Regions from separate parts of the Homo sapiens genome. Here region 1 is linked to region 2. The links are chromatin contacts, found by Hi-C or POLR2A ChIA-PET in ENCODE. All regions are on one chromosome and are shown on one strand. The core of a region is the stretch at or near the end of the contact, and the rest is flanking DNA. Distances in the headings are between cores, read along the strand shown. Region 1 overlaps SEC31A (SEC31 homolog A, COPII component). Region 2 holds the start of PLAC8 (placenta associated 8).

Evidence for each region. Hi-C counts contacts between places; a loop is a spot of excess contacts on that map. ChIA-PET counts read pairs that join two places held with the same protein, here RNA polymerase II (POLR2A). Pooled maps may share reads with other maps.
Region 1: a loop to region 2 is called in a pooled map, with 4 times the contacts of the local background. The contact joins the enhancer-like site here to the promoter of PLAC8 in region 2. A Hi-C loop is called at or near these places in 6 of 50 pooled maps. POLR2A ChIA-PET finds 5 or more read pairs at or near these places in 2 of 52 experiments (activated CD4-positive, alpha-beta T cell and activated naive CD4-positive, alpha-beta T cell).

What each region holds. Positions count from the first base shown.
Region 1 is chr4:82,863,978-82,868,497 of GRCh38, forward strand. SEC31A (SEC31 homolog A, COPII component) reads right to left here. Exons shown (of 27, transcript NM_001077207.4): 9 at 3,178-3,339; 10 at 2,831-2,983; 11 at 385-621. Among named protein-coding and RNA genes, the nearest start is that of SEC31A, 25 kb to the right of the region's middle. Within about 2 kb of position 1,819, at least 6 of the 41 ENCODE cell types and tissues checked have a DNase peak (open chromatin) inside an H3K27ac peak, as active enhancers do.
Region 2 is chr4:83,112,482-83,116,896 of GRCh38, forward strand. PLAC8 (placenta associated 8) reads right to left here and starts at 2,248. Exons shown (of 5, transcript NM_016619.3): 1 at 2,185-2,248.

The DNA of each region.
Region 1 (4,520 bases), core at 569-3,068, 250 kb before region 2:
TCCTCTATTCCTCTTCCTCTTTTTTCATTTTCCTTAACTAGATCTACTATAGATGTTAAATATTCTGTTTTCATTATAGTAAACTCTATGTACTCATCTTCAAAATAGGTGTGCTGACTATGTCGCTCTCCTCTAAACAGACCTATTATTATTTTTTTTTACTTATTAAAAATGTATTTCATATTACACTTTTCAAAGCAGAGAAGGAAAAACTCTGGACATAAGTTAGGTTGTATGCTCTTTATAAGGCTTCTTAATTTCATGATGAATTGCTGAAATCACACTTTTTCAATTGTTTCTTTAATAGGAGGACAGATTTAGAATATAAAGGAACAGTTAAATTTGCAGATAATGAAATAATATAGCTTTAAACAGCAACTTTACCTTCAAAAAGGACCACACATTTTTCTCAAATTCAGTCTGAGAAGCATCAATTTTTTTTTGGCAATAATTGATAAATCCTTGTGACTGCACAGCCTGCTGAAGTTGGTCTGATCGGCTGAGGAACTCCTTTTCTGTTACAACCTGACTAATGAACACATGGTGCTGCTGCTGCTGCTGCTCAGCTCCCTGATGAGAAGGCATTCTGACATTCTCAAACGTAACCAGTTTGCCTCCAAACTATAAAAGAGAGAATGAACAAACTCAGTGTTAACCCAAGGATATGGCCAAAAAAAGTGCTTATAAAGTGGCCTAAACAGATAATCTGGATGAAATTAGTTGATACAACCTCTCATGCGCCACAGTCTGACACCACTTCAATTTCTGTTCTAGATGAAATGTACTTTTTTGGTTTTTTGGTTTTTTTTTTTTTGAGACAGAGTTTCGCTCTTAGTCACCCAGGCTGGAGTGCAAAGGTGGGATCTTGGCTCACTACAACCTCTGCCTCCTGGGTTCACGTGATTCTCCTGCCTCAGCCTCCTGAGTAGCTGGGATTACAGGTGCCGGCCACCATGCCTGGCTAACTTTTGTATGTTTAGTAGACAGGGTTTCACCATGTTGGCCAGGCTGGTCTTGAACTCCTAACCTCAAGTGATCCACCCAGATAGAGAAGACCAGATAGGACGATGAGAAGATTAAGCAGATCCAAAGAACAGACTTACGAGTGACATAAAACATATTCAAAGGTCCATTTTAGGAAGATTAATCTTGGAATATGTAGTAGAGATTAGAGGGGGAAAAGACAAGCAACAAATATGAAATCAAGCTATTAGAAGTTTGGCATGAAAGAATTAGGCAAGGTATCAGCAATGTAAAAGGAAGAAACAAACAAAAAGTGCTAGAGAGGATGTGGAGAAACTAGAACCCTTGTGCACCACTAGTGAGAATGTAAAATGGTAAAACGGCTATAAAATGGTATGGAGGTTCTTCAAAAACTTAAAAATAGAACCATCCTATGATCCAGCAATCCCACTTCTGGGTATATGTCCCAAAAAACTGAAAGCAGGATCCCAAAATGATAATTACAAACCCATGTTCACCACAGCATTTATTCACAATAGCCAAAAGGTGGAAGCAACCAAAATGACCATCAAATGAATGGATAAAAAAAAATGTGGTATATATATATATATATATATATATATATATATATATATATATATATACAATGCAATATTATTTGGCCTCTAAAAAGAAGTAAATTCTGTCACACTACAACACAGATAAACCTTGAGGACATTAAGCTAAGTAAAATAAGCCAGCCACAAAAAGACAAGTACTGCATGATTCCATTTATATGAGTAATTTAAAGTAGAAAACTCCTAGCAACAAAGTAGAATGTGGTTACCAGGGATTCAAGGGAAACAGGAAATGGGGAGCTGTTGTTCAAGGGCACAGAGTTTCAGTTTTGCAAGATGAGAAAGTTCTAGAGATCTGTTGCACAACAACGTGTATATAGTTAACACTACTGTAGTATATATTTAAAAATGGTTGTAGTGTATATTTTAAAATGGTTAAGATAGTAAATTTTATATTATGCATTTTTTACAATTAAAATTTTATATTATGCATTTTTTACCATTAAAAAAAGCTGGCAATTAAAAAAGAAAGCTAAAAGGATGAAGAAGAGGGAGGACACTCCCTGCAAAAAGAAAAGAAAAAAAGAAGAAAAGAAAAGAAAAAGAAGGGAGGGAGGGAGGGAAAGAGAGACAGAGGGAGGGAAAGAGAGACAGAGAGAGAGAGAAGGAAGACAAATTTAAAAGGGAGGAGGGCCGGGTGCAGTGACTCATGCCTGTAATCCCAGCACTTTGGGAGGCCGAAGCGGGTGGATCACCTGAGGTCAGGAGTTCAAGACCAGGCCAGTCAACATGGTAAAACCCCATCTCTACTAAAAATACAAAAACCAGCCAGGTGTGGTGGCACGTGCTTGTAATCCCAGCTACCCAGGAGGCTGAGGCAGGAGAATCGCTTGAACCAAGGAGGCGGAGGTTGCAGTGAGCCAAGGTTGTGCCACTGCACTCCAGCCTGTACAACAGAGTGAGACTGTCTCAAAAAAACAAACAAACAAACAAAAAAATGGAGGAGGGGAGGAATATAAAGTGTTGGCTACACAACAACAATGTAAATGTACTTAATGCCATTGAACTGTATATTTAAAAATGAACAAAATGATCAATTTTATGTATATTTTACCATGATTTTTAAAAAAGGGAAAAAAAAGAGTAGGTTCCAATTTTTCAGAGAAACCATTTTGAATGATGAAATACCCACAAGTACATCTCAAATCCCAACTTAAACCCTGATTGCTTCCATCAGAGTGACTCTATAATAACACTTTGGTATAAAAAGTCCTTTGTGCCTATGGACCATAAAAACAAAATCCACCTACTGAAAAAGAAGCACCAACAGGCCTTCGAATCCACTTGGGCGGCTTCTTCAGAGGCAGCACTATACTATGCTGAGCAGTCTGCTGTGGAATTTGTAACGGAGGAAGGGGCTGTCCTGTGCCAAAGGGATCAAGATTCCCAAAAGATGATGAAAGCTAAAAAAGATAATAATAACATAAGCATCCGACCATACACAAAGTTTCATTTTTTTCCAGTCATATCCAAAAAAATTTTTGATCACAATTGTCCAATTAACCAGCATTGTTAATCAGTGAAGTCATTTCAAAATATTACACAACACATACTTTTTTCAGGCATTATAATAGAAAACTTTAACACTTCCTATTACCTTGTCAACTTGTTTCTGTCTTAAACCATCTGTGCTACCTCCCATGATAGAATAAACACTGATACGCCCATCAAACGAAGCAGCTGATAAGACAGCAGGATTTCGGGGACACCACTGAATATCGAAGCACCACTGTGTGTTGGTGGGAAGTTCATATAACACCTAGGCCAACAAAAAACAAACAACAAAACTCAGAAAATGGTATGGCCACTTTGTAACCAAAACACCTGAATTAATGTGGTCAACAAGTATAGTTAAATTGAATATTTTTTTGTAGAAAGTATCTTTAGCCAGGAAAAAGAATACTAAGATTTTTTAAAGTGCAAGAATGATCCATTACGATGACCTATTCTGATTAACAGGAATGCAGCTTAAAATTTCAATCAGATTTGAATAAACGCATTTTAAAAACTGAGGCTTTTCTGTGTTCAAAATAATGGATGCATTTGAAAGACCAGCACACTCTATTAGAGTCAACTTTTTTTTTTCTTTTTTGAGACAGGGTCTCGCTCTGTCGCCCAGGCTGGAGTGCAATGGCAGCAGCCTCAGCTCACTGCAACCTCCACCTCCTGGGCTCAAGCAACTATTCTGCCTCAGCCTCCCAAGCAGCTGGGATTACAGGCGCCCATCATCATGCCCGGCTAATTTTTGCATTTTTAATAGAGATGGCGTTTCACCACGTTGGCCAGGCTTGCCTTGAACTGCTGACCTCAAGTGATCCGCCCGCCTTGGCCTCCCAAAGTGCTGGGATTACAGGCGTGAGCCACCGCACCCGGCCTAGGGCCAACTTTTTAAACTCTAAAAGATTAGTGATGTCCTGTCCAATTGTTTTTGTCTGGTAAGACCCAAACAACAACCATATTTAGGTTACTTGAGGATCAAATTTTAAAATCAATCTTGAGAAGGAAGAATTCACTAAGAAATCTGACTTTTAATCACGAGAGAAAACATGTACTATACACAACCTTCCTATCACTGCAGAATCCTAACAGAATTCGGCATTAACAGCTTCCTTTAGAAAGAAAATGACAGAGAAAGAACTATAGAAAATGACCTACATGAGGCTGGGCATGGTGGTTCACGCCTATAATCCTAGCACTTTGGTAGGCTGAGGTGGGCAGAATGCTTGAGCCCAGGAGTTCAAGACCAGCATGGGGAACATGGCAAAACCCCATCTCTACAAAAAAATACAAAATATTGGCCAGGCACGGTGCTGCACGCCTGTAGTCCCTGTTAGCTGGGAGGCTGAGGTGGGAGGACTGATGGAGCCCAAGAGGTCAAGGTTTCAGTGACCCGTCATGGTGCCACTGCATTCCAGCTTGGGAGACACAGCAAGACCCTGA
Region 2 (4,415 bases), core at 998-3,497:
GATGCTATTGTAAGTTCCTTTCTAGCACAGATTACCTATATTGGTGGAGAAGTCTACTCGGCTTATCCCTGCGTAGAAGAGTAGTCCTAAAGGGAACTGCTATCCAGGACTTCCATCTGTCACTTCTAGCTGATTCTAAAAAGGGTCTAATAACTTCTCCCGTGAGATATCTTATTCAAAGAAATACCTTCTTGAAAGTTATAAAACAGATGAGAAAGCAAACACACTCATTTGTACGCGCCTCTGTGATCATTTAAAAATTCAAGGTATCTTTTAAGTTGCAACAAATGTAAAACAGAAACAAATGTAAAATTGTTGCTTGTTCAAACAACCACAATTCTCTTTGCTTCAGCCATGAAGTCTTTAGCCTTAGCCATTCAAGGTAAAAGGTCAGCAATAAGTGGAGAGAAAACGTCCTTGAAAATCTAGAGTTCCTAGGACCTTAGGTACCAGCTTGTCTCCTTAGTTCAGTGGTCCTCAAAGCTTACTATTAGTAAAACCACTTGGACTGCTCTTTAACGTGTAGATTTCTAGACACTGCTCAGAGATTGTGACTTAGATAGAATGAGCTAGGGTTGAGGAATCTGTACAATGTAGAATTCTACACACTGTTCAGAGATTGTGGTTTAGATAGAATGAGCTAGGGTCTAAAAGTCTGTAACGTGCACCCGCAGGGCTGCTGCCCTTATGCCATAGGCTTTTGTCCTATGAACTAGAAAAACGTGGCCCTTCTCACAGACACGGCTTGGTGAGCACGTAGCTGCTTCGGTGAGAATTCGAAAAACGGTACACCTTCCTCCATGCGATGAAGCCCATGCTAGACCCTCTCGCATTCCCGGGAGCACATTCCAAACTAGCTCCTCTCCCTTCAGGTGCGGGCCTGTGCAGTATCCTGGGCACTTCACAAGATTCTAATGCCAGTGGCCTTGCAGAGCACATTTTGTAACCCACGACCAGTGGCCTTATTTTTCTTCTGTTACTAATAACTACAGATCCAATTTAATTCAGCAAATATTTTATTGAGTGCCAGGGTGTGTAAACGTGTTGGGCTGGATTTGGTAAGGGCTAAGGAGATGCCTGAGGTTTCCTATCTGTGGCCAGCAGTTCTGCCCGTTGTGGTGTGACCACACAGCTGTTTTGTTCCATGCCATCTTTAACCCCACAGGAGCAGAGAGAGTGATTAAAAAAAAGTTGGCAGGGGCCACCTTGGAAAATGCAGGAAAAATGGGGGCAGGAGGTAGTGAAATGGGAATCTTGGTGGGCAAGCTTTGGAGAATGAGACTAGAATACCTTTCTTTAGGAAGTTCTGTGGAATGGTCTCAATGTCAGGAAATCTTGCAGTATTTGGCTCATATTTTAAACACCTTAATTTTATCTATTAGTTAAGAATCAATCTTGTATTTGTCTCTCCTTTCTATGAGCACTTCACTCCTGAGGACAGCCCACTATCTTAATAAAATACATTAATATTAATATAATACATGATATTAATTATAGTAATATTAATACATATTATTAATATTGATTAATCCAGATACTAGACATATTATTGAGATTTTTCTCTTCTACTGTTTATTGATGTTAAATTTCATTTTTTTGCTTTGATTGAAACATTTCCATTTCATAATCTCTCCATCTCTCTTTATACATATAAATGAAGCACCAGAATTTAATTTTGAAGAATTCTAGTCTGTTTTTCTTACTTTCATAGTGAGAATTCAAGAATTCTTATAATTCATTAGCTAAATCTACAAAATTCCATATCTTGTTTCTAAATACTTTGAATGGATAAAATAGAATATTTGTAAAGCAGAAAGAAATTAGACCGGCATAAGTCAACATGCATACATATTGAAATAAAGAGTGAAATTAATGATCATGTTACTAAATACAATGTATAATATGTGTTTGCTGCAGAAAGCAGCAATTGATGAGGATTCAAGGCTGGGATCTTACACTACTTTGAAAAGCCTGGCATTTGGCAAAATGCTTAGCAAGAAATTGTTGAATTTGACTAAATGTATAAATTTAAAGCAATTAGATAAGAAAACCTTAGTCTTTTAGCTGAAACTCAAAATATAACATGCTAAGAAAAAAACAAGAAAATCAAATAACTTTTAAAGAAAGCTTTTTTTTTTTGAATGCTAAGTTTTTAAAACAAGTTCTTACTTGTAAAGTACTTACAATTAGTAAACAAGGTTCCGAGCAGGAAATGTCTTGTGGCCTGGGAGAGAATCTCACCACAAATGAAAACTACGTGAAAGGGGAGAGGTAACTGTGTTTCTATCGCAGGGCATAGTACATAGAACAGTTTCAGACGCTCTTATTGGCCAGAGTAATCCAGCAGAAGTGGTTTCAATGTGTGTTTCTCTTATCTGGAGAATGAATATATCTCTTGCCAAATAAGGTGTGTTTCTTTTCCTATATTGTGTTAGGTACACTGATACGTCTTTTTAATGGGGAAAGGATTTAATTCATTATATAGTTTGATTGGTTTTACATGTCTGGCAGAGCTTACTGTTGTTTTTTTGTGTTTGTTTTTTGTTATCTTTGTGGGGAAAAAAAAGATCATTATTGTTTCAGATTATATAGTAGTTGGCATCTCAAGCATCCTTTAATGGTATCAACTTACAGATACTGAACATTAAAATAGGCCAAGCATTATCAATGACTTGTTAATGACTTTGATAGTTAGGCCTTATTTTTTCAATTTTAGAGGTGAGGAAACAAGCTCAGATTCTTGAGCTGACTTTCAGAGGCCACATAGCTAACAAGTTACTCACCTAGGATTTTAGCTCATGTCAGCTCAGCTCCAAACTATGGCTCTTTTTACAATGTTGCATCCAATTTCTTTGTACCTTTTTAATTATTCTTCTTATTGGTGGTATTACTATTTCTTTCTTTTGAAATTTTTATTCATAGTCTTTGAATTTCTGATCCCATAGTTTAAACTATCAAAAGACAAAATTACAACAAATTTAGTTTAGAAGATGTAATTGCCTTTTATTTGCAATTCTAGAATCAAGCAACACATCATTCTATAAAATAGAATGAGTGTCCTGGTGAGTATGAAGAAAGCGGAAACAGAGAAAAAAAGATAGATTGGTTGTTTCAAAGTTACTTTCCTTATAGGACTAAAACAGAGAGGACTTCCTTACTACACTGACTGAGGTTGACTGAAATCTCCTGTTTTTTGGAAAACTGGTCCATTTCAAAGTTCAGTTTGATTATATGTCACTTAGCACAAGCGACTTCATTCTGGTTTGGTCTGATTTTCTGGGGCCTAGAGCAGGAGGCTAGTCCATAACAATGGCCTCTCATAAACTTTGTTTAACAAAACCTTTCAGAAATGAGGGTGGGCCGGCACAGTGGGAGGCCCAGGCGGAGGACTGCTTAAGGTCAGAGTTCAAGACAAGCCTGGCCAACACAGTGAGACCTTGTCTCTAAAAAAAAACAAAAACAAAAACAAAAAATTAAAAAATTAGCCAGACATGGTGGTAAGTGCCCGTAGGCTTGTAGTCCCCGCTACTTGGAAGGCTGAGGCAGGAGGATTGCCTGAGCCCAAGAATTTGAGGTTACAGTGAGCTGTGTTGTGTCACCACACTCCAGCCGGAGTGACAGCAAGACCGTGTCTCTAAAAAAAAAAAAAAATTAAGAAATGAGAGTGGCCAGCTTTCCTGTCATTCACTCTGAAGTTTTTGCGGATGGGAAATCTTTCCCACTAGAACAAGGCTATTGTGTGAGGTTGTACAGTGAGAATGTGTGGCATTATGGCAGACTCTAAGTGCTTAGAGTCCCTTTTCAGTCCCAATTCCTAGCTGCCATCTGCTAGCCACTTAACATTTCTATGCCTCAGGTTCCTTGTCAAATGAGCGTAATAATTGCACCTACCCCACAGGATTGTAGGGAAAATTCAAAAAATTAATACATGCAAAACATTTAAAACAGTGCCTAACACATAATCAATATTAGGGGAAACAAAGAAACAAAGAAATCTGAAGAAGGAGAAAGAAAAAGAGACATGTGGAATTCCAGATAGCCTATTTTCTTCCAAATACTATGTATAAACTCCACAATAAAAAGATGGCAACATGGCCAGGTGTGGTAACTCACACCTGTAATCCCAGCACTTTGGGAGGCCAAGGCGGGAGGATCACTTGAGCCCAGGAGTTTGAGACCAGCCTGTGCAACATAGTGAGATCTCATCTCCTTTTTTCAAATAAATAAATAAAATAAAAAATTAAAAAATTGAAAAATCAAAAAGATGTCAACAAATATGTACTAGTTATTTATTGTATTAAAGGGGGAAAGTACATCTTAAAAATCGGTAAGCTTGGCCGGGCACGGTCACTCATGCCTGTAATTCCAGCACTTTAGGAGGCCGAGGCAGGCAGATCACCTGAGGTCGGGAGTTT